Regions from separate parts of the Homo sapiens genome. Here regions 1, 3 and 4 are each linked to region 2. The links are chromatin contacts, found by Hi-C or POLR2A ChIA-PET in ENCODE. All regions are on one chromosome and are shown on one strand. Each heading gives the region's core, a stretch centred on a gene start or an enhancer-like site at or near the end of the contact. The rest is flanking DNA. Distances are from core to core; before and after follow the strand shown.

What was found. Hi-C counts contacts between places; a loop is a spot of excess contacts on that map. ChIA-PET counts read pairs that join two places held with the same protein, here RNA polymerase II (POLR2A). Pooled maps may share reads with other maps.
Region 1: a pooled map shows a loop between it and region 2 (2.9-fold over the local background). The contact joins two enhancer-like sites. A Hi-C loop is called at or near these places in 1 of 50 pooled maps. POLR2A ChIA-PET finds 5 or more read pairs at or near these places in 2 of 52 experiments (T-cell and activated CD4-positive, alpha-beta T cell).
Region 3: a loop to region 2 is called in a pooled map, with 2.3 times the contacts of the local background. The contact joins two enhancer-like sites. A Hi-C loop is called at or near these places in 2 of 50 pooled maps. POLR2A ChIA-PET finds 5 or more read pairs at or near these places in 4 of 52 experiments (A549, AG04450, K562 and 1 more).
Region 4: a loop to region 2 is called in a pooled map, with 20 times the contacts of the local background. The contact joins two enhancer-like sites. A Hi-C loop is called at or near these places in 1 of 168 maps with a recorded cell type or tissue (B cell), 3 of 37 single-sample maps with no recorded cell type and 9 of 50 pooled maps.

The regions. Positions count from the first base shown.
Region 1 is chr9:129,955,153-129,962,972 of GRCh38, forward strand. It overlaps FNBP1 (formin binding protein 1), which reads right to left. Exons shown (of 17, transcript NM_015033.3): 5 at 3,339-3,401; 6 at 2,208-2,312. Among named protein-coding and RNA genes, the nearest start is that of FNBP1, 84 kb to the right of the region's middle. Within about 2 kb of position 1,684, at least 7 of the 41 ENCODE cell types and tissues checked have a DNase peak (open chromatin) inside an H3K27ac peak, as active enhancers do.
Region 2 is chr9:129,132,932-129,140,681 of GRCh38, forward strand. It overlaps PTPA (protein phosphatase 2 phosphatase activator), which reads left to right. Exons shown (of 10, transcript NM_178000.3): 6 at 1,864-1,963; 7 at 3,540-3,664; 8 at 4,661-4,761. Among named protein-coding and RNA genes, the nearest start is that of PTPA, 25 kb to the left of the region's middle. RefSeq lists enhancers at 5,557-6,184, 6,653-6,742, 6,815-7,442, 6,863-6,912, 7,203-7,362 and 2 more. Within about 2 kb of position 6,425, at least 41 of the 41 ENCODE cell types and tissues checked have a DNase peak (open chromatin) inside an H3K27ac peak, as active enhancers do; they include B cell, where a contact is called at or near this core.
Region 3 is chr9:129,692,642-129,699,692 of GRCh38, forward strand. All of the region lies in intron 1 of PRRX2 (paired related homeobox 2), which reads left to right. Among named protein-coding and RNA genes, the nearest start is that of PRRX2-AS1, 23 kb to the right of the region's middle. Within about 2 kb of position 1,655, at least 2 of the 41 ENCODE cell types and tissues checked have a DNase peak (open chromatin) inside an H3K27ac peak, as active enhancers do.
Region 4 is chr9:129,880,372-129,887,311 of GRCh38, forward strand. It overlaps USP20 (ubiquitin specific peptidase 20), which reads left to right. Exons shown (of 26, transcript NM_001110303.4): 26 at 96-1,457. FNBP1 (formin binding protein 1) reads right to left here. Exons shown (of 17, transcript NM_015033.3): 17 at 6,816-6,940. Among named protein-coding and RNA genes, the nearest start is that of MIR6855, 14 kb to the left of the region's middle. RefSeq lists enhancers at 4,039-4,333, 4,325-4,634, 4,433-5,114, 5,165-5,214 and a silencer at 5,405-5,654. Within about 2 kb of position 4,825, at least 36 of the 41 ENCODE cell types and tissues checked have a DNase peak (open chromatin) inside an H3K27ac peak, as active enhancers do; they include B cell, where a contact is called at or near this core.

The sequences.
Region 1 (7,820 bases), core at 434-2,933, 820 kb after region 2:
AAAGAAATGCAACTATCATTACTTGCTGCTGATATGACCATCTCTACAGAAAAAAACAGAAATGAAATGACAGTTTAGAGGCTGAGTGCTTTTTTTTTTGAGACGGGGTCTGGCTCTGTCATCCAGGCTGGAGTGCAGCAGCAGGATTGTGGCTCACTGCAAACTCTGCCTCCCAGGACCGAGCAATCCTCCCACCTTGGCCTCCGGAGTAGCTGGGACCACAGACATGGGCTACCATGCTCCACTAATTTTTCTGTATTTTTTATGGAGAAAGGGTCTCACCATGTTGCCCAGGCTGGATCTGAACTCCTGGACTCAAACAATCTGCTCACCTTGGCCTCCCAAAGTGCTGGGATTATAGGCATGAGCCCATACACCACACCAAAAAAAAAAAAAAAATTATTTATTTAGAGACAGGGTCATTAGCAGGGTGTGGTGGGCTCCTGTAGTCCCAGCTACTCAGGAGGCTGAGGCAGGAGGATCACTTGAGCCCTGAAGACAGAGGTTGTTGTTAGCCAAGATCACACCACTGCACTCCAGCCTAGGCGATACAGCGAGACTCTGTCTCAAAAAATAAAATAAAATAAAAAATAAAAATAAATAAATAAACATAAAAAATAAAATAAAAAGAGACCATATCTCGGTATCTCTAAAATATATACATATATACTTCTTTTAGCGCGCACACACACACACACACACACACACACATATATGAATGATACATACACTGATTTGCCTCATTCAACATAAAATATCTTTTGAAACTTTGGGCTAATCTAACTTATTTTAATTGAATAACATTTTAAATATTTAACTTTAGCAGCAAATTAATGTCTTTTGGTAAAGTAAGTATCTCCATTTTGAGATCAAATACAGATATTGAGAACACTCCCCTGCTCCTGAGATGGGGTCTCGTTATGTTGCCCAGTCTGGACTCCTGGGCTCAAGCAATCCTCTTGCTTCAGTCTCCTAAGTAGCTGAGTCTAGGGGTATGTGCCACAGCACCTGGCAAGAATATGTATTTTAATATATTTAATAATTTTAGAGAAAGGCATACTAATATTAACGTATACCTAGTCTTTAAGCAAGGAATTTGGCAGAATTTGGCAAATAATAGTTCACACCATTTCCCAACTAAACTCAACTCTAACTGATCTGTCAAAAGCTCAACAAATCTATAAAAACTCAGTGCTTTCACCCACATACAGCATGAAGCTATGAATGCCCAAACAACCATGGGCATCATGAATGAGTCCTTGTTATGTAAAAGCCTAATTTTGTTTACATTGTATTGATGACTTTAATAAAAATAAAATTCAGCTTCTAGGGAAAAAACGCATATTGAGCCACAATGAGAAACAGTATACACTTTATAATATTTCTAGTTGGCAATACAAGTCCATTTAGAGAAAAGCTTTTGAGAGGACTGAAATATGCAAGGCTTCAACTACAACCTCACTGTTATCAACCAGGAGGAATCAATTAGAAGTCAGGCAAGCAGTGAGACTATTGCTCTAAAGGAACCATTATAAGCAGCCAAGCTCTTCCAGATGGCCCTGTCCTGTCTCCTCCGGCTCTCAAGAAATTGACTTTCTCTTTGAAAAGCCATTAAGAGCCACAACCTTCTGGAACGTTGTTCCCAGACTGTTCATAGTCTAAGTCTCCACTTTATCACCCTGGTGACTCAACAGATAAAACGTCTCAAATTCTAACACCGAAGATTCCCCACACTTGAGCTTCTGGTCCCCACAATGGTTGACACAAAATGAAAATGATTCCCCATGTAGCGCCTTTTGTGGCTACATTAGAAATGAGAACTTGGGGATGGGTGGTCGGTGATGAACACTCACAGGGGAAATGAAAGACACACTTGAGCTTTCTTTTGTCTTTTTTTTTTTTTGGCGATAGTTTCGCTCTTGTTACCCAGGCTGGAGTGCAGTGGCGTGATCTTGGCTCACTGCAGCCAACGCCTCCTGGGCTCAAGCGATTCTCCTGCCTCAGCCTCCCTAGTAGTTGGGATTATAGGTGCCTGCCACTGCACTCAGCTAATTTTTGTGTTTTTCGTAGAGATGGGGTTTCACCATCTTGGCCAGGCTGGTCTCGAACTCCTGGCCTCAGGTGATCCGCTCACCTCAGCCTCCCAAAGTGCTGGGATTACAGGCGTGAGCCACCGTGCCCGGCCCACACTTGAGCTTTCACCTCACCTTTTCAACATCCGCTTTTGTGACATTGATGTCAGCGTCCATTTTCTCAAAGTACTGCTGCGCCCTGTCCGCCTCTTTGCAATCGCGTTCAAATCGCCTTTTACTCTAAAATCAGAGGAAAATAATTATGAAACCATAAGAGTCCTACGAGAAGATGTAATTTTATCTAAAGCTCCCAAAGAGCATTGTTCTTTTTCTTTTTTTTTTCTTCAGTCAGGGTCTCACTTTGTCACCCAGGCTGGAGTGCAGTGGCGCCATCTTGGCTCACTGCAGCTTTGACCTTCCCGGCTCAGGTGATCCTCCCACCTCAGCCTCACTAGCTGCTGTGACTACAGGCATGCACCACCATGCCCAGCTAATTTTTGCATTTTTTTGTAGAGACTAGGTTTTGTCATGTTGCCCATGCTGGTCTTGAGCTTCTGAGCTCAAGCAATCCTCCCGCCTCTGCCTCCCAAATTGCTGGGATTACAGGCGTGAGCCAATGTGTCTGGCCCAAGAATACTCTTCTCTGAATTGATTTCTTATATGTCATAATTTCTAGAAGTTATTTTAAAATCTGCATTTATTTCCATCAAAACTGTCTAATCTTTATTATTTCCACGTGACTTTTAGAAAAATACTCAACTTGAGCTCTTTTGGCTCAACTTTAGATAATGGTTCTAGAAACAAATTAAATGAGAAAAATCTATAAAGATGTTTCATTAGTGTTTTTATGTGCATGTTTTTTACTTTCTGATTGACTCAAGCTTAAATTAAATTGAAACTGGAAAATCTATAAAGACATTTCCTAGGCTGGGTGCAGTGGCTCACGCCTGTAATCCCAGAACTTTGGGAGGCCGAGGTGGGCGAATCACTTCAGGGCAGGAGTTCAAGACCACCCTGGCCAACATGGCAAAACCCCATCTCTACCAAAAATACAAAAATTAGCCGGGCATGGTGACGTGTGCCTGTAATCTTAGCTACTTGGGAGGCTGAGGCAGGAGAATCACTTGAACCTGGGAAGCAGAGGTTACAGTGAGCCGAGATCGCACCATTGCACTCCAACCTGGGCAACAGAGGGAGCCTCCGTCTCAAAAAAAAAGAAAAAAAAATCTATAAAGCCGTTTCTTTTGCTGTGCATTGTTCACTTACAGATTCAAGCTGCTTCCAGCAAGTCTCGATGTGCTGCTGTGCTTTACGGCCATCGTGAAAGTTCTGCAAAGGGGAAAACACACTGGTGATTAGTACCCTCTGCTTCTCTTATGAACCCAGGAGGAAACATTTTCATCCACTTAAACAACATCTAAATATTGAACCTCTAGTATGTATGCTCCAAAGAAATTTAAGAGTTGAAAGGGGTAGCCGGGTGCGGTGGCTCACATCTGTAATCCCAGAACCCTGGGAGGCTGAGGAAGAAGAATCGCTTGAGCCAAGGAGTTCAAGACAGCCTGGGCAACACAGTGAGACCCCCCACTCTACAAAAAAATAGAAAAATTAGCTGGATGTGGTGGCACACACTGATAGTCCCAGCTACTCTGGAGGCTGAGGTGGGAGGATCACCTAAGTCCAGGGAGGTTGACACTGCCACATTGAGCTGTGATTGCACCACTGCACTCCAGCCTGGATGACACAGTGAAACTCTGCCTCAAAAAAAAAAAAAAAAAAAAAAGGAAAAGGGAATAAAAAGCTTAATGTGGAAACGAAAACAAGAATAGTCATCACAGATGAAACAAGTTTCACTTGGGGGGAAAAAAAGCAGTCACAGAGTTCCCTTTACAGCTTTAGGTACAACTGTATAAAATTTGAAGACAGGCCAGGCATGGTGGTGAGCACACCTGTAGTCAGTTACTTGGGAGGCTGAGGTTGGAAGCTCACCTAAGCCTGGGAGGTTGAGGCCGCAGTGAGCCGTGATCGTGCCACTGCACTCCAGCCTGAGTGACAGAATGAGACCCCATCTCAAAAAAATAAAATAGGCTGGACGGTGGCTCACACCTGTAATCCCAGCACTTTGGGAGGCTGAAGTGGGTGGATCATGAGGTCAGGAGTTCAAGACCAGCCTGGCCAATATGGTGAAACCCCATCTCTACTAAAAAGACAAAAATCAGCCAGGCGTGGTGGTGCGTGCCTGTAATCCCAGCTACTTGGGAGGCTGAGGCAGGAGAATTGCTTGAACCTGGGAGGCAGAGGTTGCAGTGAGCTGAGATCGTGCTAATGCACTCCAGCTCTGGGCAACAGAGCAAGACTCGGTCTCAAAAAATAAAAAAATAAAATAAAATTTGAAGACATATATGCCACTTGGAAAAACGACAGGAATGTTTTAAGACAGCGATCGCTTCATCTTTTTTAACTGCTTTGAGATATGATTCAGATATGATCTGATTTACCATTTAAACTAAGCAATTCACAAAACTGTACAACCATCACCACGACCAATTTTAGAATATTTTTATCACCCCTAAAAGAAACCTGTACCCACTAGCCGTCACCCTCCATCTTCCTCAGCCCTAGGGAGCCTGTTTCTGTCTGTGGATTTGTTTATTCTGGCTGTTTCCTATGAATGGAGACATGGTCTGAGGCCTTTGGTAACTGGGATGTGTTCATTATCTCCTCATATCCACTTCGCATGATTTCAAGGTCGACATTGTCACATGTATCAGTACTCCATTCTTTTTTATTGCCAAATGATTATTCCATCATGTGGCTATCCCACATTTTGTTTATCCATTCAACAGTTGATAGACATCAGAGTTGTTTCTAGGTTTGGGCTATTATGAAAAATGCGGCCAGGCCAGCACTTTGGGAGGCAGAGGTGGGCGGATCACGAGGTCAGGAGTTTGAGACTAGCCTGGCCAACATGGTGAAACCCTGTCTCTACTAAAAATACAAAAACTGGCCGGGCGTGGTGGCGTGGACCTGTAATCTCAGCTACTCCGGAGGCTTAGGCAGGATAATTGCTTAAAACCTAGGGGGCTGGAGGTTGCACTGCACTGAGCCGAGATCGCGCTGCTGTACTCCAGCCTGGGTGACAGATCAAGACTCCATCTCAAAAAAAAAAAAAAAAAAAAGAAAAAGAAAAAGAAAAAGAAAAAGAAAATTGCTGCTATAAACACTTGAGTAAGAGTTTTGAGTGTTTTGTGTGCATGGCTGTTTTCATTATTAGATTATTTTAAATATAAAGATAAATTTCCCTCCTGGCCATCTGCAAAGGCCCTGAGGCAGGCTCTGGTGTGGTGTTAACCTGGCGGCCAGATCTGGAGGAGCCTCGGGGAGAATATCATATGAGGTCAGAGAAGAAAGAGGGAGTTGTATAGGGTCTTGTAGGCTTTTTTGCCTGAATGAACCAGAGTCGATGAGTAACTCTAAGATGTTGTGAAGGAAAGATTTCAGATGGTGGGAGGCTTTTGTAACAATCCTGGAGATTACTGCAACTTGGACAGGTTGTAGGTAGCGAGCAGTGCAGGTGGTGAGAGGGGTCAGGTTTTGGGCACCTTTTGATCACCCAAACTTCCAGGATTTTCTGGGAGATAAGATGAGATGTGCAATAATGAGCTGCCCAGGGTGACTCCGAGGTTGTCAGTCTGAGCTTTAGGAGAAGGAAGACTGAGAGAAGTGGGTCTGAGGAGGAAGATCATACACGTAGTTTCACATGTGTTAAGGCTGATATTTCTATGAGACTCCCAAGTAGAGAGACTAGCCGAGCGTGGTGGCTCATGCCTGTAATCCCATCACTTTGGGAGGCCAAGGTGGGCGAACCACCAAAGGTCAGGAGTTCTAGACCAGCCTGGGCAACATGGTGAAACCCCGTCTCTACTAAAAATACAAAAAGTAGCCAGGCATGGTGGCGCATGCCTGTAATCCCAGCTACTCGGGAGGCTGAGGCAGGAGAATCACTTGAACTGGGAGGCGGAGGTTGCGGTGAGCCGAGATAGTACCATTGTACTCCAGCCTGGGTGACAGATAGAGACTCCATCTCAAAAAAACCCCCGAAAAACAAACAAACAAACAAGTAGAGAGACTAATATGTACTTGGACTTGTGGATCTGAGCTTAGGGAGCGGTCTGTACTAAAGACCAGTTTGGGAGTCTTCAGTATAAAGTGGATAGTTAAAGCCAGGAGACCAAAGAAGACAAAGATCCCAAGGAAGGAAGTGCTAGAAATATGCAGAAATGTTAAGAGAATGGTGTCTTTTTTTTGTTCAGTGACCTAAAATCACCAGTTCCCTAAATCCTTTATATATTTTATTTTTTGAGACGGAGTCTTGTTCCGTTGCCCAGGCTGGAGGACAGTGGCGTGATCTCGGTTCACTGAGACCTCTGCCTCCCTGTGACCTCTGCCTCCCGGGTTCAAGTGATTCTCCTGCCTCAGCCTCCCTGGTAGCTGGGAATACAGGTGCGACCCACCACGCCCAGCTAATTTTTTGTATTTTTAGTAGAGACAGGGTTTCACCATGTTGGCCAGGCTGGTCTCGAACTCCCGGCCTCAAGTGATCCGCTTGCCTCGGCCTCCCAAAGTGCTGGGATTACAGGCGTGAGCCACCGTGCCCGGCCCCTAAATCTTTTAGTATCCTTCCACACTGTACCATCGCTGACTTGGTCAATGTCCTGCAAATTTCCCAGGTGCATTCTCCACCCTGTCTGGGTCCCCAGAGACTGACATGCAGGGATCTCATGAACCCTTGCCCTCTGGTTCTGATGAGATTTGCCACAAGGATGTTCTGAGTGATCAGAGGGCAGGAAACTGTACCTGCAGCTTCTCCTCACTGAGATGATACAGGTTGGCTGGGTCCTTGGACCAAAGGGCACAGCTCCAGTCAGGCAGTGCCCCGCATGCAGCTAACCTCAGAAGTTCCTCATCTGTGAAATTCCTGGAAGGCTCCTCCAGCCCTGTGAGGCCTGGGGGCAACATCAGCTCCCCACTGTGACTTGCTCCAGGGTACTGAACCATCCTCACTGCTTTTCCTAAACTCTATCCGCCACGTTGTAAATGCTCCTTTTAATAACCGACCTTCCTTCAATTACTGAGTTTGAATGTGCTGTCTGTTTTCTGGCTCACAAGGTAAGCATTGGTGTTAGGGGTGCACTGCAGAGAAGGTCAGGTGAAGGAAGGATAAAAACAAAGAGGTCCACTAGGTAGAGCCTCGGAGCTTTTCCCGTACCTCGTCAGAACCTAGGATTTAGCGGAGTCAGAAAATGGAGCTGACAACTGGAAAGGCTGGGAAGGCAGAGACAACATCAGATTTAGAACAGTGCTCCTTTATAAGGGAATGTTTTCTTGTCTCTCTTTTGAGGTCGAGTTTCACTGTTTTAAGCGCCTCTTTGCAGTCAGTTTTATCTATCCAGCAATTTTTTGGTCTCTGCAAACCCAGGGGGAGCCCCTTGGGGCTTCGTTTTTCAGCTCTTGTAATGGACATAAGGATAGAACAGAAAAGAAGGGATCCAGGCTGTGGGAGAATTAAGAAGTAGAGCCAAGGACAGGGTTAGGGAAACTCTGGACCTTAGTGGAGAACGTATAGAAAATACAAGCGGGTTTTCTGAAAGCCACGCTTTCAGGGAGGACCCCCCAGAGACCAGAGCGTCAATTTCAAACCATCTGGGCTCAACTGTGCCCTTTTTGGAAGGCACCTCTGGTCCTGAA
Region 2 (7,750 bases), core at 5,175-7,674:
GACCCCATCTCTCAAAAATATAAAAGGGAGGTGTTCTCTAGGTCAGGGCATGGCCTGTGGAGCCACCATGCTGAGACCCCATCTCTCAAAAATATAGAAGGGAGGCATTCTCTGTGTCAGGGCACGGCCTGTCGAGCCACCATGCTGAGACCCCATCTCTCAAAAATAGAGAAGGGAGGCGTTCTCTAGGTCAGGGCCTGGCCTGTGCAGCTAAGGAGGACCTCTGCTTTGGTGAGGGCCCGCCTTCCTTCCCTGAGGCAGGCAGATGGGGCACCGCTCAGCCCTCCCCTTGTCTGGGGAATGTGATCCACAGGAGGGAGCCCCAGCCACAGAGGCAGGCCCTGGAGAAGGGCCCTCTTGGACCGGGTGGGGCTTTGACTAAGACCAGCAGGAAAAGATCAAAGAGGGAAGACTGGCCAGGTCAGCAGGGGTTGGTGCCCCAGCTGCATGTGAACCCCTGAACAATGGGAGCCTGGGCCCTGTCTGGTCATAATTGGAAACTGTGGCAGGGGAAGGAAACTGAGCTCACAAGCTTCCAGGCCCTGGAGGGGTCTTCGTCCTCCAGAGACAGGACAGAAGTATTCTCTGACACATTCTCTTCTCACCTCCCTCCAGATAGGTTTTGTGTGACATTGTGAACAATGGGATTCAATCACAGTCCAGTGAGTTGTTCCTACAGTGCAGACCATTCCTGTTTGATATGACTGGGAAAGGAAGGAGGATACTTTTTCACCCTGTAATCTGATCATGTGTTCCCTGCTTAGAAGCCTGCAGTGGCTCCCTATTGCTCTTAGGGTAAAGTCTGAGCTCTTTCCTATGGCCAAAAGGCCCATGTGACCTGTAGCCTCCTGTCATTACACGTTCTCCCTTGCTCTCACTGCCTTCGACATACTGGCCTCCTTAGTGTTCCTCAAACAGATCAAACTTTTTCTTGCCTCAAGGCCTGTGCACATGCTATTCCTTCTGGCTAGAATGCATTTCTTGCTTCCCTCACTCCCTTTGCCTTGCCAGCTCACATCTTTCAGATTTCAGATTAGATGTTACTTCCTTAGGGGAAACCTTGAACCCTTACGTCAGGGTCCTTCTGTGATATCCTCCAGTTAGTACCCTGTCTTTCTCCTTCAGAGCTGGAATCATAGTAGTGACTGTATATTTATAATGTCTGTTGTCCCTGATAGATCATAAACTTTCTGAGGGCAAGGACTTACTTGTCACTGTCTCCTAGTGCGTAACATGGACAGTGACTGCTTACATAGTAGGTGCTCAGTAAATATGGTGGAATTGCTGAGTGAGTTAAACCTACGTAATGAAATGTAAATGTCCAGCCCGGGTCTTTTACGAGTGGAATTATAGTACTGGTAGTTCTTTTTTTTTTTTTTTTTTTTTTTTTTTTGAGACAGTCTCACTTTGTCACCCAGGCTGGAGTGCAGTGGCCTTATCATGGCTCACTGCAGCCTCAACCTCCTGGGCTCAGGAGATCCTCCATCTCAGCCTCCTGAGTAGTTGGGACCACAGGCACATGCCACCATGTCTGGCTAATTTTTGTATTTTTTGTAGAGACAGGGTTTTGCCATGTTGGCCAGGCTGATCTCAAACTCCTGAGCTCAAGCAAGCTGCCTGCCTCAGCCTCCTGAAGTGCTGGGATTACAGGCATGAGCCACCATGCACGGCCAGTACTGGTATTATAGTTCTTGAAAGGAAAGGGCCTAGCAAGTCTTTCTGAATGGGGAAGAGGTCTCATTGTCTCCATGTTGACCACCCTCCTCAGAGGGGCACTTATCAATGATTCGGATTCTGGGAGACTAAAACAATCCCAGTCCTTTACCTGGACTACTGTCAACGCTGGTTGTTTTTCTCCTCCAGGGCATGAGGCAGCCTTCGCTGCTTTCCTCTGCTGTCTCTGCAAGATTGGGGTGCTCCGGGTGGATGACCAAATAGCTATTGTCTTCAAGGTGTTCAATCGGTGAGAGAAAGGACAGGAGGGTTGGAGGAGGGGGCGTGAGGGGCCATCTGTTTCCTCCTCAAACTGGGAAATGGGGTGCTCTAGGGTTCTCCTGAGTAGCTCATGGTTCTCTTGTCCTGTCCTAATCAAGCTCTGGCTGTGGATGGAGTGTCCAAGCCTTTTTTCCAACAGGTTCAAATTAACCTCCAAGTAAAAGCAAGTGAAAGAATTGTCACATAGGCCGGGCGCGGTGGCTCACGCCTGTAATCCCAGGACTTTGGGAGGCCCAGGCAGGCGGATCACGAGGTCAGGTGTTCGACACCAGCCTGGCCAACATGATGAAACCCCGTCTCTACTAAAAATACAAGAATTAGCTGGGCGTGGTGGCACTCGCCTGTAATTCCAGCTACTCAGGAGGCTGAGGCAGAAGAATTGCTTGAACCCAGGAGGCGGAGGTTGCAGTGAGCTGAGATCGTGCCACTGTACTCCAGCCTGGGTGACAGAGTGAGACTCTGTCTTAAAAAAAAAAAGAATTGTCACATAATGTCTGCCAGTATTGACACAGTGTTGACCATATGGAGGAAGAATTCTAAGCACTTTATGTATAACTCATTAATTCTAACAACAACCCTATGAAATAGCAACTGTTATTTCCATTTTACATATGAGGAAACTGAGGCACAGAGATATCCGGTGTCTTCACTGGGTTCACGCCAGCTGAACCCAGGTAGTCAGACTCTGACCTGCTGCCCCACACCACCCAAGCCAGTCGCTGGGCAGCACTGATGTGGATCAGTTACCCAGAGCTCTTAAAATCCCCATTGCGGGCCCCAGTCTAGCAGTGCTGCTGCAGCAGGCCTGTGACGGAGCCCAGGAGCAGTGCTCGATGCTTCACAGGTGGTTGATATGCAGCCTCTGATAATATAGAAGGTTGGAACCAGAAGAACCTAGGAGATAACCTGCTGGGACTTGTGTTAGCTTTCAGACAGGCCAACTGAGGCTGGAGAGGCTGAGGCCCTGCCCAGGGTTTTACAAGTTGTCAGGAGTTGATGGCACCAAAACCCACCTTCCTAATCAGTGATTTTTTATTTATTTATTTGTTTATTTTTTTTGAGACAGGGTCTTGCTCTGTCGCCCAGGCTGGAGTGCAGTGGAGAGATCTCGGCTCACTGCAAGCTCTGCCTCCTGGGTTCATGCCATTCTCCTGCCTCAGCCTCCAGAGTAGCTGGGACCACAGGCGCCCACCACCACACCTGGCTGATTTTTTGGATTTTTAGTAGAGACGGGGTTTCACCGTGTTGGCCAGGATGGTCTCGATCTCCTGACCTTGTGATCCGCCTGCCTCGGCCTCCCAAAGTGCTGGGATTACAGGCGTGAGCCACCGTGCCCGGGCCCTTAATCAGTGATTTTTATGCCTTTCCTGAGCCAAAAGATGGCTGAGTGTTTGTTGGGGGAAATAAAGCTACATTATTGAAATTGAGACCAGTTAACACTCTTCAGTGGTTATTTTGGGGTCTCCTTGTGCTCCCAGTGGCCGAAAGGGTGAGACTGTCTTTTTACTTTTTGCTACCTTCCCTTTCCCTGTCCTCCTGTGCAGGTACCTTGAGGTTATGCGGAAACTCCAGAAAACATACAGGATGGAGCCAGCCGGCAGCCAGGGAGTGTGGGGTCTGGATGACTTCCAGTTTCTGCCCTTCATCTGGGGCAGTTCGCAGCTGATAGGTACTAGAGCGGGAGGTGCCTATCCCTCCACCCCCAACCAAGGCTGCGTTCTGTGGCCCTCCCCTGCCCCTCCTGCGCTCCCTCCTTCCCTTCTTCCTGCCCAGGGCAGACAGTGACAGCTTGGAAAGCAGGGCATTAGACCAGCTATTGAGGGAGGCTGTTTACTGTCGACCTTCTGCTGTGAGAGCCCGTGTGGTGGGCTGGAGGAGGCGGAGGCCAAGCGCCACCAAGATAATGGGAAGTGACATGGGCTGGAGCAAGGGCGCACGCCTGGTGCATAATGGACTGGTGTGAAATGCGCCCCAGCTCCTGGCAGCAGCTGTGGGGTTTTATGTTGAAAATGAGGGACCCTTTTGATTTGGTGACCAGTGTCATCCACTGTTATTATCGAGCTGTGTGCAAAGGGGCCCGTTAGGGAGCAGCCGCCAAGTGCTGGGTGGTGGGCCTGCTTCCTGTGGGGCTCAGAGAGGCCTGCTCTGGTGACTCCCCAACTCTTGAAGCTAGTTTTCAGGATGGGCGTAGGTGATCATCTCTATTTTGATGAAGAATGAACTGCCTACAGACTGATATTCATAAATGACCATTAGTTGTGGCCTCGGGTGCATTGCCTCCCCGAATCTTCTCAGTGACACTGCGAAGGGTCTGCCAGCATGAAGCCGGCTCTGCTGACTGGCACCTGCACCAGGCACCATACTGAGTGCTGTAGGTGTGGTAATTGTTGTCATGGCCCCTAGGAGGAGGTGCTCTTCTTGTCCCCAGTGTCCAGGTGAGGAAACTGAACCTTGGCAGGCTGAAGTCATGCGTCCAACGCCATGCAGCTAGAGCTTAGCACATTAGAATACACAAACCCAGAGTTACTTATTGCTCCTTCAAGGTGAGGTGTTGAGGGCACCACGGGCAGGACTGAGGCCCCTGGGGGGGTGTGACTGCTGGGCCGGGTTGCCCAGGTAGTCGTGGGGCCTGGTTCTGAATGCTGGGGCCCATTCCTTTTCCCAGACCACCCATACCTGGAGCCCAGACACTTTGTGGATGAGAAGGCCGTGAATGAGAACCACAAGGACTACATGTTCCTGGAGTGTATCCTGTTTATTACCGAGGTGAGGAGGAGGGGTGAGAGAGAAGCCCATGGCTGCCTCCAGGCTCAGATGAACCAAGGCTGGTGGCCTTACAGTGGATCAGAAGAGCCAGAGCTGCTGCCCAAAATGGCAGGGCCGGCCGGAGCGGGTTATTGAAAAGGAAGCACCACTGGGCCTCTTCCGAAAGAGCCGCTGCTGACTGTCAGGTCCTCCGCCCAGTTCTCCTTCAGTTTCTCCTGAACACCACAGGAGTCTTGAGATGAGGGTCTAAGACTTGGTCACTAACTGGCCTTGGTGACTGCTGCAGCAGGTCTGAAAGGGTCGGGGCGGGCGGAGGTTTGTGGGGGAGGGTCAGCATCTTTCGGTGGGGCCCCACAAGGGTCTGTAGAACCATGTGCTGTGGATGTGTAAAATGAAACCACCAGAGGAGATGGAGCGAACTTCTGGTGCAGACAGCTTTTCTGTCGAAGGGACACGTCTCTGTCAGTGCCTGAGGACGTGGGCCCGAGCAAAGTGCTGGAGTGGGAGTGCGCAGGCCTGGCCTGTGGTGGCAGTCACTGGATAGCCAGCCCCACGGCTGGGTTCTGGAACTGGAAGTTATTGTCTCACCAAGGCAGGATTCCTTGCAGTGGGCCCTGGACCACTTGTGCGAGATCTCCTAGTGTGTTTGTTAAAACGCACATTCCTGGGCCCTCCATCCCAGCTTATTGCATCAGAATCTTAGGGGACAAGAGCCAGGAACCTGCATCTAAACACACGTGCCAGGCGACTGCACAGGAAAGCTGGGGACCCTCTGCTCTCTGGACCTCTCTTGAGGGAGGTGTTAGGACTTCTCATCCTCTCTGCCATCCCCATGCCCCAGTTTCCAAAGGGCGCCCTCGCTCAGCTATCTGGAGAGGGTTTGAGAGTTCTATCCCTCCTCAGTCCCTTTCCCGACACCAGCACGGATGTCTGCTGCCTCAGTGAGGTTCCTAGCAGGCCTGTGGATGCTGGCCACGGGGGCTGCTCTCCGTCCGGGCTGTGTATTCTGAGCCCCCGACGAGGTGGAGAAAGCTGGGTTATAACCAGCAGCCTTGGCTCCAGGCTCTTCCTGGTCAACATTCGGCTCAGGCTTCTGCCAAACTCCAGAGGCCAGAGGGGAATGACACATTTTTTCCAAGTCAGCAAATGGAGCCGGGACTGACGGCTGGGCGGCCACCACTTCATTCCCGGAGATCTGCTGCCCTCAGCAGTGTGGCAGGCCCAAGGTCGGGAGGACTTGGGGGCAGCCTGGCTCACTGCCTTGAAAGCCAGTCACGCGCTGCTCTCTGTGGAGTGGAATGTGGGGGTCTGCGGAGCCCTGGGGGACCTCAGGATAAGCTGGAGGAGCAGGGTGGGAAGAAGGGTGCAGATGCCACACTGAGTTCTTGGGTGTGGCTGAAAGGCTGAGCTGTTTGGGCTCCCCCGGCGGCTGGCCAGGCCTCTGGGTCCCTGTCGGTATTCTAACTAGGAGGCATGCCAGGCCTGGCCTCCAGGATTTTGGGAATTGATTCCATGGTAAAATTTTGTCTTTAGTTGGTTGGTTGATTTTGTTGGTATAAACACCCCAAAAGCTTTTCCAAAGTTTGGGACCCAGTTCCTCCAGTAGAGGAAATCTCAAAGTAGCCACTAGGTGGCAGGAGAGGCACACTGAACTTGGAGAGGGTTTGGTGACATTTATTTGAGGCAGCAGAAGGAACAGGGAGGGGAGGGCGTGCCTAGAGTTGTTGGCTGTTCCGCACCTTCTCCACAGGTCCGGGTTTTCACTTTGGGTCTAGGCTCTTGGGCATGGTGTTCAACAGTAGACCCTAGGAGGAGTGTGCCCAGGAGCCGGGGTGGCTGCAGCAAGGGCCCATCTTGCCACGTGGCCGCTGGTTGCAGCACACGTTGTGTTGGTTCTCCAGAGCGCCCACCCTCTTCCACCTCGGAGCAGTGAGCAGCATTTTGCAGTCCCTAGTTGGTGAGTGGCCTGGCCTAGCTCACTGGGGACCTGGAGGCTTGCATGGAGTTCTGTACGCCTTGCTTGGGAAGGAGGCAGTGTTTCCTCTGGAGACCCTGGATTCACCATGGTGCTCTTTTAACTGGGAGATTAACTAAAACACCGAGAACTTGGGAGTGGAATCAGGCAGCCCTTTCAGGGTCTCATGCCAAGACTGCCCTGATACCCGTGGGCATCCTAGGTGAGGGACCCCACCTTGCAGGGCCTCTACAGCCTCTGTAAATGCAGCCCTGGCGCCTTTAAGAGCCCAGGGCAGGCAGGAAAAGAATTTCAGTTTCAATCTGGCTTCTAAATTTGGAGTTTTGGGAAGGGAGGGATCAGATTTCAGCTGGAAGGGAAGGAGCTGACAGGAAGGCGCTGTGCAGAGCCTCCCCACCCCCGCCCATCCCCCCAGTTACTGACAGAGGAGCCATTTACAAAAGGCCGATTCTCTGGGGAGTGGAGAGGCAGGAACGCAGCGTCTGTGAGTAATTTCCTGCTCAATATGGCTGCTCTGACTCACACGATTCCCCTGGGGTCACTGCGGGCTGCAGCTCGCTCGCTCATTCTGGTTCTTTCTCTTCTCCCTTTGTGGCTAGAATGAGCTAATTTTTTCTTTGTCTTCCAGCCCCGATTCCTTTTTCTCCCACTCGTCTGTTTTCCTTTGCCAGAGTTACAGGCAAAGGACTGTAACCTCCCTGAAGGACTTAGGGAGACCCTGGGGTACTGAAGGCCTGGGGGCAGCCTGCAGCCCCTCCAAAGAAACTACCTCTCTGGCCTTTCTGTGTGTAGGGGCCCAGGGCCACTGGAGCTCCAGGACATGGGCCTAGCCCTGGCTCTGCCAGAGGCCTTTTGAGGATCTGTTCTTTGGCCCTGGTAGGCGAGGCTGGCCAGGAGGCAGGGGCTCTTGTCTTCCAGTGCCCATCTGCCTGCCTTTGCCTCGGAGCCCTTGCCGGGCAGGCCCCTGGCAGACAAAGCCGACAAAGCCGACAGGGTGCCTCCTGGTTGCTTGCT
Region 3 (7,051 bases), core at 405-2,904, 550 kb after region 2:
AATCATACAGTATGTAGCCTCTTGAGGTTGGCTTCTTTCACTTAGTAAATATCCATGTAAGTTTCTTCCACATTTTTTCATGGTTCGATAGCTCCTTTTTTCAGTGCTGAGTAATATTCCTTTGTCTGGATGTAGCACAGTTTATCCATTCACCTACTGGAGGACGTGTTAGTTGCTTCTAAGTTTTGGCAATTATGAACAGAGCTGCTATAAACATCCCTGGGCAGGCCTTTTTGTGGACAGAAGTTTCCACCTCATTTGGGTAGGAACCAAGGAGTGTGATGGCCAAATCGTACGGTAAAAGTATGTTTAGTTTTGTAAGAAACGGCCAAGCTGTCTTCCAAAGTGGCTGTACCATTTCGCATTCTCGCCAGCAGTGGATGAGAGTTCCTGTTGCCCCACATCTTCGCCAGCATTTGGTTGTCAGTGTTCTGGATTCTGGGCATTCTAATAGCCGTGTGGTGGTATCTCACTGTAGTTTTAATTTGCATTTCCCCAGTGATACAAGATACGGTGTATCTTTCATATGCTTACTTGCCATCTGTCTGTCTTTTTGGTGAGGTGTCTGCTCAGGGCTTCCGTCCATTTTAAAATCAGGTTGTTTATAATTTAATCTGCTAAAGAAGTTTTCTCATGGTAGATAGTCTTTTAAAAAAAATAGATTGTTCTCAGCTGGGTGCGGTGGCTCACACCTGTAATCTTAGCACTTTGGGAGGCCAAGGCGGGCGGATCACCTGAGGTCAGGAGTTCAAGACAAGCCTGGCCAACATGGCGAAACCCCGTCTCTACTAAAAATACAAAAATTAGCTGGGCATGGTGGTGGGTGCCTGTAATCCCAGCTACTTGGGAGGCTGAGGCTGGAGAATCACTTGAACCCAGGAGGCAGAGGTTGCAGTGAGCTGAGATCACGCTATTGCACTCCATCCAGCCTGGGCGACAAGAGCGAAACTCTGTCTCAAAAAAAAAAAAAAAAAAGATCGTTCTTTTGGGGCAAAACTCGCCTTGCCATCATTACTGGTTAATACAGTATTTATGTGCAGGAGGAAGAATATTGTCCCTATTGGAAATATGTCCAGAGAGGTTGGATAATTTTTCCTGCCACCACCAAGGCCTTGGAAGAGGGACGAGGGTTTGCCTCCTGGCAATGCCACATTGCTGCTTGTTTATTTTAAAAGGCAGAATTGAACATCATTCTCTTCAAATGTCTTTCTGTGGTCTATGTGGAACTTCCCAAAATGAGCGTGTCAAGGGACAAGGGATGGTAAGACGATGCCACACGTGACATAGTTTGCTGTGTCCTTGGAGGTAGAAAGGGCCCCCAGCAGGGAGTGAAGGCAGAGTCCTTGCTTGGGGTTTTTCTGAAGCTCTTCCTGAGCCCATGGCAGACGAAGCTCATCCACCAGAGACCCTCCGAATCCTCCACAACACAGGGTTCTAAGCAGCTACTAGCAGGCGATCAGGAGTGGCAGGGAAATGACACCATGAGCCAGCCCCGGCCTGAGTGTGCTCAAAAACACCCCACGTCTCCCCTTTAATTTTCTAAGACAGTCTCCCTCTGTGGCCCAGGCTGGAGTGCGGTGGCCTGATCCTGGCTCACTGCAACCTCTGCCTCCTGGATTCAAGCCATTCTCCTGCCTCCCTGGATTCAAGCCATTCTCTCAGCCTCCCGACTAGCCGGGACTATGGGTGTGTGCCACCATGCCCGGCTAACTTGTGTATTTTTAGTAGAGATGGGTTTTTGCCATGTTGGCTGGGCCAGTCTCCAACTCCTGACCTCAAGTGATCCGCCCGCCTCGGCCTCCCACAGTGCTGGGATTATGGGCATAAGCCACCGTGTCCAGCCCTTCAGAAGTCCCTTCTGACTCTGACATTCTGTGCTGGCTGCCTCCTGGGGAGAAGGTGAAGGGAGATTCATGCGTGCTCGGCAGGGAGGCAGCGCGGTTCAGGGGTTGGAAGCTTGGGTGCTGGAATCTGGTGCATCAGGATGTGGATGAGTCCCAGTTCTTCCACCAACTGGCTGTGTGGCCTTAGAGAAGTCACTTGACCCCACAGATCCTGTTTCTTCCTCTTGTTAATACTTGCTTCCTGGGTTTGCAGGTGTGAGGATTCCTCCAAGCTCTGTGTGTGTGTGTGTTTAAAGTACCTGGCACATAGGGGAGTCCATGGGGGGCAGCGGAGGGAGCCCCATTCAGAATAGTGATAAACACTATGATGTGTGCCATGACCCTAGTGGTCCAACGAAGGCTTCATGGCTGGGCCAGCCTTCTGGCCTGGGGGATTCAGCCACCATCCCCTCTCATCAGCCCCCCAAGACCCACTTGCCTGCAGCTTCCAGATGAAAGGGCTCACCATGGAGGAGGAATGGGGCGAGCTGCAGGCTGGCTCAGAGGGGTCTGGGGGCAGGGTCCCAGTACCCACTGATTAATCTTTTGGGGTCACCTAGCAGTCCAGGGAGAACCCCAACACCCCACAGGCAAGTGGCTGGACCTGGCCAAGGCCAGGGCCTCATGAAGATCCAGGGTCATTCTAGAAGTTCTAGGAGGATTATTCCCTTCTCCACCCCACAGTCCGTGAGTGTGGATAGGTGGCCCGTAATCAACACTCCCTCCAGAGGTTTCTGGCTAAGGGGGACAGAGGAGAGGCCATGGAGGAGAAGGAAAGGCAAGAGGACAGAGTTCTGTGACCTGAAATTGCCACCAGCTGTCTTTAGCCCCAGAGGAAACTGTCTTTTCAAAGAGAGAGGCTGCGGAAATGGCAGATGCTTGAAGAATCAGCTTCCCTCCAAATTCCCGGTCTCTTGCTCTGGGCTTTACTTGACCAATGTGCTTCTTTGGTTTGGTTTTTATACACCCCACAGCCTTGTTGTGTTTACCCCCTTTTCAGGCCTGCTGGGGAAGGGCTCAGTCTTAGCCTGGCACAGAGCTGGGAGCCGGGCCGGGAGCCCCCAGCTGGCAGGCACCTCCCTTTCCTGGCCCACGCTGCTCTTCCTCCAGGCCCCCGCCACCCCAAACCTTTAACAGGAGACTTGGCTGGGAAGTCAAAAGGACTTTCCCGCTGCTTTCAGATGCTTAGGCACATTCACCAGGCCATTATGGGCCTCACTACCTTTAGGCGGGGAACTTTTTAAAAGTGAGTTTTTTTTCTAAAATCCAGAATTTCTGACAGCCCAAGTTAACAAGCCCCCACAAGTGAATTCAGAGAGCATTAACGGGAAAGTTCTAAACAGAACCTCTGCTGTCATGTAAGCAGCTCAGAAAAAAACACTCTTCTCCCATTTTAAGGGTGAACATGGCACTTTGATGTGGCCCCATTTCCTTATAAAGCCCCCTCTGAGAAGGCGGAAAGCTGAAGTTTAATCTGGAGCCAACAAATTACTTGGAATTTGCAAGCACACATGCTTAGCCCATAGGAGCTAAAGTCCACAGTAAAAGAAAGAAAACGAAAAAAAAAAGAAAGGTGGGGTAGGGAGTCACAGAAGGAGAGAAAGGGAGGAAGACAAAACCCACCTCCACTCACCAACTGGCTAAGACTCAGATGTATTATCATGGAATCTAGTGTGGGGGGTCCTAATGCTCACAGCCCCCTTTTCAAAACGAAAACAAGCCACATACCCCTGAATAGTAGAATGGTACTTCTAAAGCAGGGCACCTTGGCTGGGCACGGTGGCTCACGCCTGGAATCCCAGCACTTTGGGAGGCTGAGGCGGATGGATCGCTTGAGCCCAGGGGTTAGGCACCAGCCTGGGCAACATGGTGAAACCCCGTCTCTACAAAAAATACAAAAATTGGCCAGGCGTGGTAGTGGGCGCCTGTAATTTCAGCTACTCTAGAGGCTCAGGTGGGAGGATCGCTTAAGCCTGAGAGTTCAAGGCTGCAGCGGAGCCCAGATCGCGCCGCTGCACTCCAGCCTGCGCCACAGAGTTAGACCCTGTCTCGAAAAAAATAATAGTAATAATAATTTTTAAAAAATACATTTTATAAAGCAAAGCTACCCTCGGTTCCCGGTTTGATAAGGGGTGGATTCCAAATAAGCAGCTGTCTTGCCGCCTTGCCAAGGGAAAGGAGCTGGGCAAATTCCTGCAGAGTCCCCACAAAGCTTCACTTTCCCCAGATGCTTGGGTGGGAGGACCCTCGCTAAGGGATCAAGGTTGCAGGTGCAGAGGGGGTCCCTGACAGAGGGAGGGCAAGGGAGGGGCGCCCCGGGTGAAGGTGACTTTGAGTTCCAGGTGTGTGGGCTAGCAGTTGAAGAGGGGGTGCAGCGCGGACCCCCCTGGGGCCAGAGTCCGATAGACCAGCTGAATGGCCGCTCTGCAGCTTTCTCGCTGTGTGACCTTGGGCGACTGACCTCCCTCCCTAGTCTCGGTTATCCCGACTGTTAAACGGGGACGGTAGCAGCAGTACCTGCCTCATAGGGTTACCGTGTGTGGAGACACGCCCATAGGCGCCCGGCCCGGCCTGGCCCTTAGCCTTGGCCTTGGCCGGAGCTGGACACGTAGGAACTGCCTTTGTCACTAATCGGGGGTTGGATTCCCTTGCACTCGGTGCCAGGATAGGAAAGAGCAGTCAGTCCTGGCTCCCACCCGGGACCTGCCTGGAGAGCGGGAGTGGAGAGGGAGGTGTCTGAGCTGGAAGGAAGGCGAGGAGGGAGCTGGCTGGGCTGCAGGGGAGCGCTGCGTCCCGCTCCCCCTCCCCTAGGCCGTGCCCCCTCCCGCCCGGCCGGGGCGCGCACCCTCGGAGCAGCTGGGCGGCGGCGGCGCGGGCAGCGCGGGGCTGGGCGCGGGATCTATTAACGTCTGTGTGTCTGGGCCGCGGGACTGCGGCGAGGCAGGCGCCAGGGGCTCGTCTGGAACCAGATGTGCCGCGGCGCCGCTCTGGCCGCCACCAGCGCGGCGCGCTCGCACGCACTGGCTGGCGCGCACATGGCCGGGCTGGGCGGCGGCGGCTGGCGCGCCGGCCCTGGCATCCCCTGGATTTCGGACCGACCCCAGACCCGCGCGTGCGGAGGGGAGACCCCCGCCCAGCAAGCCAGCTCCCCGTCCAGATGGGAAAGCCACCCACGAGACGGGTGGGGTCCGCCTCGCCCCTCGGCCCTGTCCCGGGGGAGGGAAAGATGGCTTCTCAGAAACCTGCCCCCCTGCTAGCGCCCCCGCTGTCTCCACCCCACAAAGGGCTGGGGACGCTTCCCCGCCCCCCGAAGTTTGTTTTCCTAAGTTTGTGCGTAAGATTTTTCAAAATTCTGAGTCAGAGCTTCCCCTAAGATGAGGCCTTTGGGGCATGCGAGAAACGCCAAAATGTGGGTGGGGGAGGGGAGCGTGGAGGTTGGAGGGTTTTAAGCGCCGGGATTCGGAAGGGGGCTTTTCACCCACTGGGTGAGTACAAGGGCTTCATTGAGGCCGGTCCCAGCTCCGCACCAAATCTGTCTTAACCACAAGGTGGTCCCTGGTCCTGGCTGCTGTCAGCACCGAGCCTTCCCGTCCCCAGGCAGCTTCGGGGTGCTCTGCCTTTCTGGACCAGCCCCTTCAGCTCTCTGGGCCCCCTCGCAGGGCCTATAAAGTGAGCAGTGGAGCTGGGAGCTCCCAGCAGGGGAGCTTAGGAGAAATGGGTGGTTGGATGGGGCGGGGGGGGGGGGGGGCGGGGGCACTTAGGCTCTGTCTCCATGGTTCTCCACCAAAAGGAAGCGTAAGACCAGGCGGTGGTGCTGCCAGGCCGGGCTGGGCCAGGCCAACCCAGTCTGGCTGCAGAGAAGAGGGCTTGCCCAGGGCTTGGGACTCAGCAGTTCCCCGAGTTCCCCCTGGTGTGCAGCCCTTCCCCATGATCGGGAGGAGGGTGTTTGGTGAAACACACGTGGCAAGAGCGGGTTTTTCCCGCCACGCCTGCCTTCCTTGTTCCGGAAAAGGGGAGCTGGGATGCTGGGTAGGGTGGGGGTGTCAGCCATGCACATCAACTCAGAGACTAATCCCTGCTAGGCGCGTGTGGGCAGAGGTTGAGACAACCCAGACTGGGCAGCCAAGGCTTTGGCCATTTGTCAGTACTGGGTGGACGCCCCCTCACGTCACTACCTCACGTCACTACCATCCCATCTGAGGCCCTATGGGCCCACTTCACAGGGAAACAGGCCCAGAGAGGAGCGGTCACAGGCTCAAAGTCACAGAGCTGGGATGTGGAGAAGGTAGGATTCCCACCCTGCCTGCTGGACTCCAGAGATGAAACCTTGGGCTTGGGATCAAATCTTCCTGGTGTCTGGAGGCTCAGGAAACAAGGTGGTTCGTTCCTAAACTCTAGGAAGTAGAGGGAGGATGCTGGCCCAGCTGGAGGGCCATCAGGATAGCCTGACTGTCCCTTCCCTCCCAGGGCATGCTGGAGGCCCTTCCCCACAGGAAGGCCGCTGTGCCTGTTCCTCTGACTATGAGCACCAGCAAAGCCAGGCTGAAGCATTTCCCTGTGGGAGGTGATTTCCCTAGCCCATGCTCTGGCCTGTCAATTAAAAAAATCCATCAATAGGCTGGGCGCAGTGGCTCACGCCCATAATCCCAGAACTTTGGGAGGCCAAGGTGGGCAGATCACTTGAGGTCAGGAGTTCGAGACCAGCCTGGCCAACATGGTGAAACCTCGTCTAAAATATATACACACAAAATTAGCTGGGCGTGGTGGTGCGCACCTGTAATCCCAGTTGCTTGGGAGGCTGAGGTGGGAGAAACACTTAAACCCAGGAGGTGGAAGTTGCAGTGAGCCGAGATCACGCCATTGCACTGCAGCCTGGGCAACAGGGCAAGACTCTGTCTCAAAAAAAATATATATATGTGTGTGTGTGTGTGTGTGTGTGTGTGTGTGTATACATATATCCATCAATATATTAGTTTCTGCAGATAGGAGGGTCCAGAAGTGAGAAGGCTTGTAATGGTGTATAGTGCATACAAATTTTCAGGTGTTTGGGCAAGCAGAGAATTGAGATTATGTTCCCATCAGGAGCCAAAATCCATTCATTCATTCACTTACATATTCATTCAGTATTTATTGAGGACCTGCTATGCATCCGCCCGGAATAAAGAATA
Region 4 (6,940 bases), core at 3,575-6,074, 750 kb after region 2:
TCCAAAGAGCAGGTCCCTGAAAGCACCTTCCTGGAGGATGTGGGAGGGCCCTGGACATGGCCCGGCCCCACTGCTGAGTGCCCGTGTCCCCACAGCCCCATGTGCCCCACCCCGCGGAAGGCGTGTTTGTGCCCAGAAGAGAGGCCGGGCTGCTGCAGAACCCCGCCGTGTAAAGAGGCAGAAAAGTTGGTTTGGTTTGCAGTAACGCTGCAACTAGAAAATATATGCACTTCAGGCTTGTTGAAACGACCAAGACTCTGTGACGTTAATTTGGGTCTTTGTCCTGGCAGTGCCTCTGCCAGTCACTGTCATCGTTGTGTCCCCCACAACTGTCCTCTTGCTAGCTCGGCCCAGCTTTGTCCCTGGAGCCCGATGCTACCCCTGTCAGACAGAGGCTGCGGCCTGGGCCAGAGTCAGGGAGTAGCTGCTGCTTCACGGCGTCTCCACTGTGCGATTGGCCCGGAGCCCCGAAGACTCGGAGGGAGCTGCTCAGGGCCGGTGAGCGCAGCCAGAAGCCCTGGCCAGTGAGGAGCTCACAGGTCCTCCCTGGTGGTCCCGCCGCACCTCTGCATCTCCTGGGCGTCACCAGGAAGGCTCTGAAGTCCCGGGCTGCTCTCAGCACTTCTCCTGCAGACTGAAGACTCTGGACTCATTGCTGATTGGAACACCAGGAGGAGGTTGGATTTCTGCCAGTGGGGGATGTTTCTGGAGGCAGCTGGTCCCCCACACCGCGTCCTGCTGAGCCTGCCCCCTGGATTGGCTGTAATTTGCCTCGAAGTTCAGCAGTTCATCTTCATGGGAAATTTGCTGAGCCCCCACCAGGGAACCGGATGATGAAACAGGGATACCTCACAGCTTGGCCATTTGAGGCAAAGGCAGCTTCCCGAGCTGATGCTAAAGAAGACAGACTTTCCCTTCCTCCCAGCAGCAGCAGTGCAGAGCCCACCTGGAGGGATGTGGGGGCTGTGCAGGGTGCAGCGCTCAGGTGGATCCTGGGAAGCAGCCTCTGGATGCTGAGTGGAGGGAGCCACTGAGCACAGCAAGGCACCAAAGCCCCTGGAGAAACCGCCAGGGCGAGGTGCGACCATCATCAGGATCAAAGCAGACGGGGCGTGGGTGGGGAAGGGGCTCTGGGACCAGACCCCCCACACTACTGCGTCTTTGTTTCTATCAGTCTTTGTAGAAGCAGGTGGTGGTGGAAATTCCAGCAGGTGGGTCCCGCAGAGGCCCTGAGGCCTCACTTTTCGGATCTTCTGTCCCAGATCCTGCTCCCTCCCTGCTGAGCCTGGGGTTCCCCTGGCATTGGCCCCAGCCTTCTGAAAGCCGGCGCTGCAGCCAGAGGCCGCACGCTGCACTGTCGCGACGCAGAGAGGCTTCTGTGCAGGCTGGGATCGGGCCCCATGTCTGTGCTGTCTAGTTTGTGTTCAAAATGTCAGAATAAACACAGAATAAATGTTCCCACGGCCACACAGTCGTCTCTCCTTCACTGCAGTTCTGTTACTGGAGGGAAGGTGAGGCTCTCCGCCACGCGGACAGCCCGCCAAGCCCTGGGGCTCACATTGCACATCACCAGGCCCAGGAGGGGGCTTTCCATGTGGCTTTCTGAAACCAGAGACCACCTGGAGGCTGTGGAGGTGAGCAGAAGAGGGGACCCAGCTGCTATAAAGGCCTATTGGCATCTCCTTTCCTGGAATCAGCCCCAGCCTCAGAGAAGTAGGGCCAGATGTGGCCAGTGATTGAGGCCAGCACATCCCACAGGCTAGTCTCCCTCCAGCCACCCAGACAGGCGGCTCCAGAGTGGCCGTGAGCAGGGGGTTACCTCCCCTTTGCACACTGGCCCTGGGCGTTCAGCAATACTGGTGTTCAGTAGTCTGAGTTTTTTGTTGGGTCTCATTTTGGGGGAGAGAAGAACTTGAGATTTTTATATATAACTTATCAACATTTATTTGTGAAATCCCATTGTTGCAGGAAAAAGGGGTTCCGATCCAGACCCCTAGAGAAGGTTCTTGGATCTCATGCAGGAAGAAACTCAAGGTGAGTCGCAGAGTTCACTGAGAAGAGTTTACTGAAAGCTGCTCAGGTACAGAGTAGAGCGTCCTCAGAAAGCAAGTGGAGGGATGCCCGTCGCTGTTTTCAACTCCTCTTATGTAGGGGTCTTAGCTATAGAAAAGCTACGCTGTGTCTGTCAGGTGGGCTGACAGCCTGACACAGTGGATTGCTCTGTTGATTTAAAGAAAGCCATCCTTGGCATCTTAGTGCATAAGCACATCGAAGCCTCACTGTGGTCATCTTCAAGCATACACTGTTGTGTGGCATCTGAACCTTCTCCATCGTAGGAGTTTGTCCTCGCAGGCGTTACGTAGCTGCTTCCTCAGACGTAAACATCTTAGGTTGTGACTGGCCTGGACTGTGCCTAATTTTTTGTTTTTTGAGATGGAGTCTCGCTATGTTGCTCAGGCTGGGGTGCAGTGGCACGATCTCGGCTCACAGCAACCTCTGCCTCCCAGGTTCAAGCGATTCTCCTGCCTCAGCCTCCCAAGTAGCTGGGATTACAAGCATGTGTCACCACATCTGGATAAGTTTTGTATTTTTAGGAGAGACAAGGTTTCACCATGTTAGCCAGGCTGGTCTCGAACTCCTGACCTCAAGCGATCTGCCTACCTCGGCCTCTCAAAGTGCTGGGATTACAGGTGTGAGCCACCGGGCCCAGCCTCCCTTGCTAGTTTTAGGTGGAGCCGAACTCAAAATGATGTCACCCTGGCTCCCCTAGGCTTCTGCTTCCCTGCCGCTATCAGATACGAGCGTACAGAAACATTTCAGCGTATGCAAGGATAACACGGTGACAAGGAACCAAGATGACACATTGCCAGTTCCATGGAAAGCCTGGGGCCCCTCCGGAGTCGGCCACCTTGCCTGACCCCAGAGGTGGCTCTTTGCATGTGGTTCCCTCATCCCGCCTTTTTTTTTTTTTTTTTTCCTGAAAAAAGCTTCATTTTATTATTATTTTTTGAGACAGAGTCTCACTCTGTTGCCCAGGCTGGAGTGCAGTGGTATAATCTCAACTCACTGCAACCTCTGCCTCCTGGGGTTCAAGCAATTCTCCTGCCTCAGCCTCTGGAGTAGCTGGGTCTACAGGCATGTGCCACGACGCCTGGCTAATTTTATTTTTTATTTTATTTATTTTTAGTAGAGACGGGGTTTCACGGTGTTAGCTAGGATGGTCTCGATCTCATGACCTTGTGATCTGCCTGCCTCAGCCTCCCAAAGTGCTGGGATTACAGGCATGAGCCACCACACCCGGCCAAAACATCATTTTAAAATTGAGCTTTCTGACTGTGCTCCTGCCCTTAACACCTTCCCAGCAACTTTCTGCTCCTTGATGAGGAAGGCACACTTGATCCTGTCGGGAACACGTTCACACAGAAGCACCAGATGCACTGCTGATGGGTTTTTTGTTTGTAGACAGGGTCTCACTGTGTTGCCCAGGCTGGCCTCGAACTCCTAGGCTCAAGTGATCCTTCTGCCTCAGCCTCCCAAAGTGCTGGGATTACAGGCGTGAGCCACCACGCCTGGCCGCTTGCTGACATGTTTTTGCTTTGGGGCAGTCTCATAGGAGCTTTAGGTCTCACAGCACAAACCCCTCGGAGTCAGCCCAGGCCCATGCCATGTGCAGACTTTGGCAGTTTCCCAATCTTGGTATAAAGGTAAACGATTCTCTTCCCAGGGGTTCGGGCCGGCCTAGTGCTGTTAGAGGCTGTATTCTAGGAAAGCCTATGACGGTTTGGGAAACTGGGCCATGCTGAGTGCCTGTAGACAGCGTTCCCGGAAGAGGAAAAAGCAACCTTTGTCTTTATGTGGGAATCTCTAAGCAATATTTTTGGCTTTGTTTACATTTGAAGGTTAGATATGTGTCAATCCACGTGATTGACATTGAACATGGAAAATGAGAATGAAAGTTTTGTCTGGAAGATTTATTTAGGAGGTTTGGAGACAGTTCTTGCACTACAGAAAGGTGGGCTGGAAATAGGTACCAATTTGCCTTAAAACGTTTCTTTTAAAATACCTGGCTTTTAAGGAGTTCAGACTGAGATGCCAAGATCTGAAGTCTGTGCTTGATTACTGAGCAGGGACAGGAAGTGCTCGGTGACTGGGGAGGCGGGGCTCAGGCCTCGCTCCCCACGGTGCCCCACGGTGGCTCCTCCTCCGCGCTAAGCCAGGGCGTGGCTTCAGCAGCGCTTCTTAGAGGAGCCGGAAAGGCGCCCCTGCACCGTGGGGGAGGCTGCAGGAGACCTGCCGCCTGCCTGTGGTTCTGTCGGCCATGGCGCTGCTCACAAACCTGCATCCGAATACATTTGCAAGGCGCAGCCACCCAAAAAGTGTAGTTCCTACCTTTGTTCTGTTTTAAATTCAGTGCAAACATAAATTATCCTGAGGGTCTTAATGCTACCTAATTTTGAGCCCCAGAGAGCCTTGGGGGAAGTGAGCAGAGGTTTCGGAATCACAGCCCCCTCTGGCTCGTCCCTTCTGCAACTTCACCTACACAGAGAGACACCTGCTACCTGGACGGAGCAAGGGTGAGCTGGGCGCAGAAGAAACACACGCCTTTGGGGAAAGCTAGGAGCAGTAGACAGCCTAGGCAATGTATGTTCTGGAAGGGTGTCCCAGGGTTTCTCAGGGTGCAGCCTCCATTCCTTCCTTCGATTTGACCCGGGACCAGCCTAGATGAGGGGGCCTGTGGAGAGCTGGAACTGGAAACAGGTTCTCAAGGGCAGGGCTCGGCACAGCGTGGCAGCCAGGGGCTGTGCGGACTGAAGGGATGCGGCCCTGTCCTAGGCTGAGACGTCCGTCCAGCAGGTGCCGCAGGGAGGAAGGGAGCCTTCCCCATCCCCGACGGGGACAGTGGGTCCGTGTTTCCTCCCACAGCTTTCGGCCCCTTAGCTCTGAGGACAAGGATAGGGTCCTTCCTCTGCTTCTTCTGTACCTTTTGTGGTCCGGAGATGTCCCCGGCGGAGGTCACTATACCATCTGGAGGTCTAACGGGAGGCAGGAGTGCTCAAGTCAAGGCCGAATGGGCACTCAGTGGGACCCTGGAGAAGCAGCTGACACACCAAGGGGCTGCCACGTGCCTGCTGGCAGCCTTCACACGCTCATCCCGGGTCTCAGAGGGCGCTGGCAACACAGATCCCTGCCTCCCCTATCGGGAAAGCGTTTTAGGACCAGGGAAAAGGAGGCCTCCCCCAGGCGAGTGCGCAGAGCCAGGGAACCCGTCTGGATGGTGGCTCTTTCCCACCATCCTTCTCTGGCAGCAGCAGTTCAAAGTGGAGCTTCCAGGCTGTCCCATACATTTCACGATTTCTGAGTCTTTCGCTTCAATTTAAAAAAAGCTGGGGGCACGACCGAATCCTGCCTCTGTCCACCGCCATCTCGTTCCTCATCGCAGGGGGCCCTTCTTGCTCCCTCCACTGCTGCGCTCTGCCGTCTGCTCCCGCCAGGGGTCCCCACCACCTCTGCGGACGGAGGAGCCGCCTCCCAGGCCCGGGCGTGCCCAGGGCGGGTGGAGGGCGTGGGGCGGGCCGGTATTTCCTGACCCGCTGGAGGAGCCGGCCCCACAGGCTTGTGGCCTCCCCGGAGCCGGTGAGTCAGGAACTTCCTACTTCAAGAGGCTTCCCCAGTGCAGCAGAAAACAAACTAGTCGCCCCCAATGCTCCCGACCTCTGTGATGTCCACACCCGCGGAAATGGGGGCCCCAAACCAGCAGGCTCTGTTCTAGGCTTCTCAGCGCTGGTGCGGCTCTTGGAGAAGGCTCGGCAGGGGCGGGTGGGGCATGGGGGGGTTCACAGGTGGAGACAGCCCGTCTCCGCCCCACAGACGGCTGGGCGCAGTCCCGAAATATTCTTCCCAAGTGGACTTTTTTGCTGACAACCTAGAGGAGAGGGTTTCGGGTAGGATAACAGTAGATCCACCTTGTTCCCTTGTGCCACACTGTGTCACACTGGGAACCAGCAATTCTCAATGGTGCCTTGAAGCCAACTGCACGCACTTGTGGTTAGAGGTTACCAATGGCCCCATATTGGTGCCCTCACCTCCTGCCCTCCGCAAGTGAGGATGCTTGGCATCAGCAGAGCTGCCAGGTCTGCACTTGGTGTAGCTGCGAATATGTCATTTCCTGGACAACTGTTTTCCTAAAACAGTGCTAAAAAAAAAAAAAAAAAAACCCTTGGGACACAGAGAAGTGTGGGCACAAACCAATCCTATCTTCCCCCAAAAGGCCAGGGTGAAATTTTCAAAGCTGGCTGTGGAAACGGGGCCTCCCACTGCACATGTCCAGCCAGTGCCAGGCACAAGGCTGCTGCCCTTTCGAGTTGTCCACGTGAAACAGCTCCGCACTGCCTGCAGCTTCACAGAAACTAGTGATTCCAGCCACGCCACCAGGAGTACCGGCTTGAGCACTGGTGATACCAGATAAATAATGAAACTCAGGTGTGCCCTCATTTCACCACCTCCTCCTGCCCCAGCCCCAAGCAATGAGGTCCCCAAAGAGCTAGAGCAGCAACCAGTTGAATGTGCATGCAAAAAATACTCCTGGCCATAAGCAGCCTCTCGCAATCCTCGCACTACATCAGCCCGAATTCCACGTCACCACGGTCTGAGAGCCTCCCCCTCCACCGTGGATGGGGGTGGAACTGAGAGCTATCTAGGTCTCCAGCTCCTCCCAGGGGCCAGCTCCCCAGCCCAGGGGGCTTCCAATGACACCAGGCTGCTTCCACAACTAGGGTCATATCTTCATGCAACAAAACAGTCCCGTGACACGGAGCCACAAGTTATATTTTATTTTAACACGAGATTAACATATAGTTACAAGGTCAATACAAGCCTCCAGTGGAAGCTCTTTATTTGGTTTAATTCCATCTCCAGAGACAAACAGGCAACTCTAGGACCT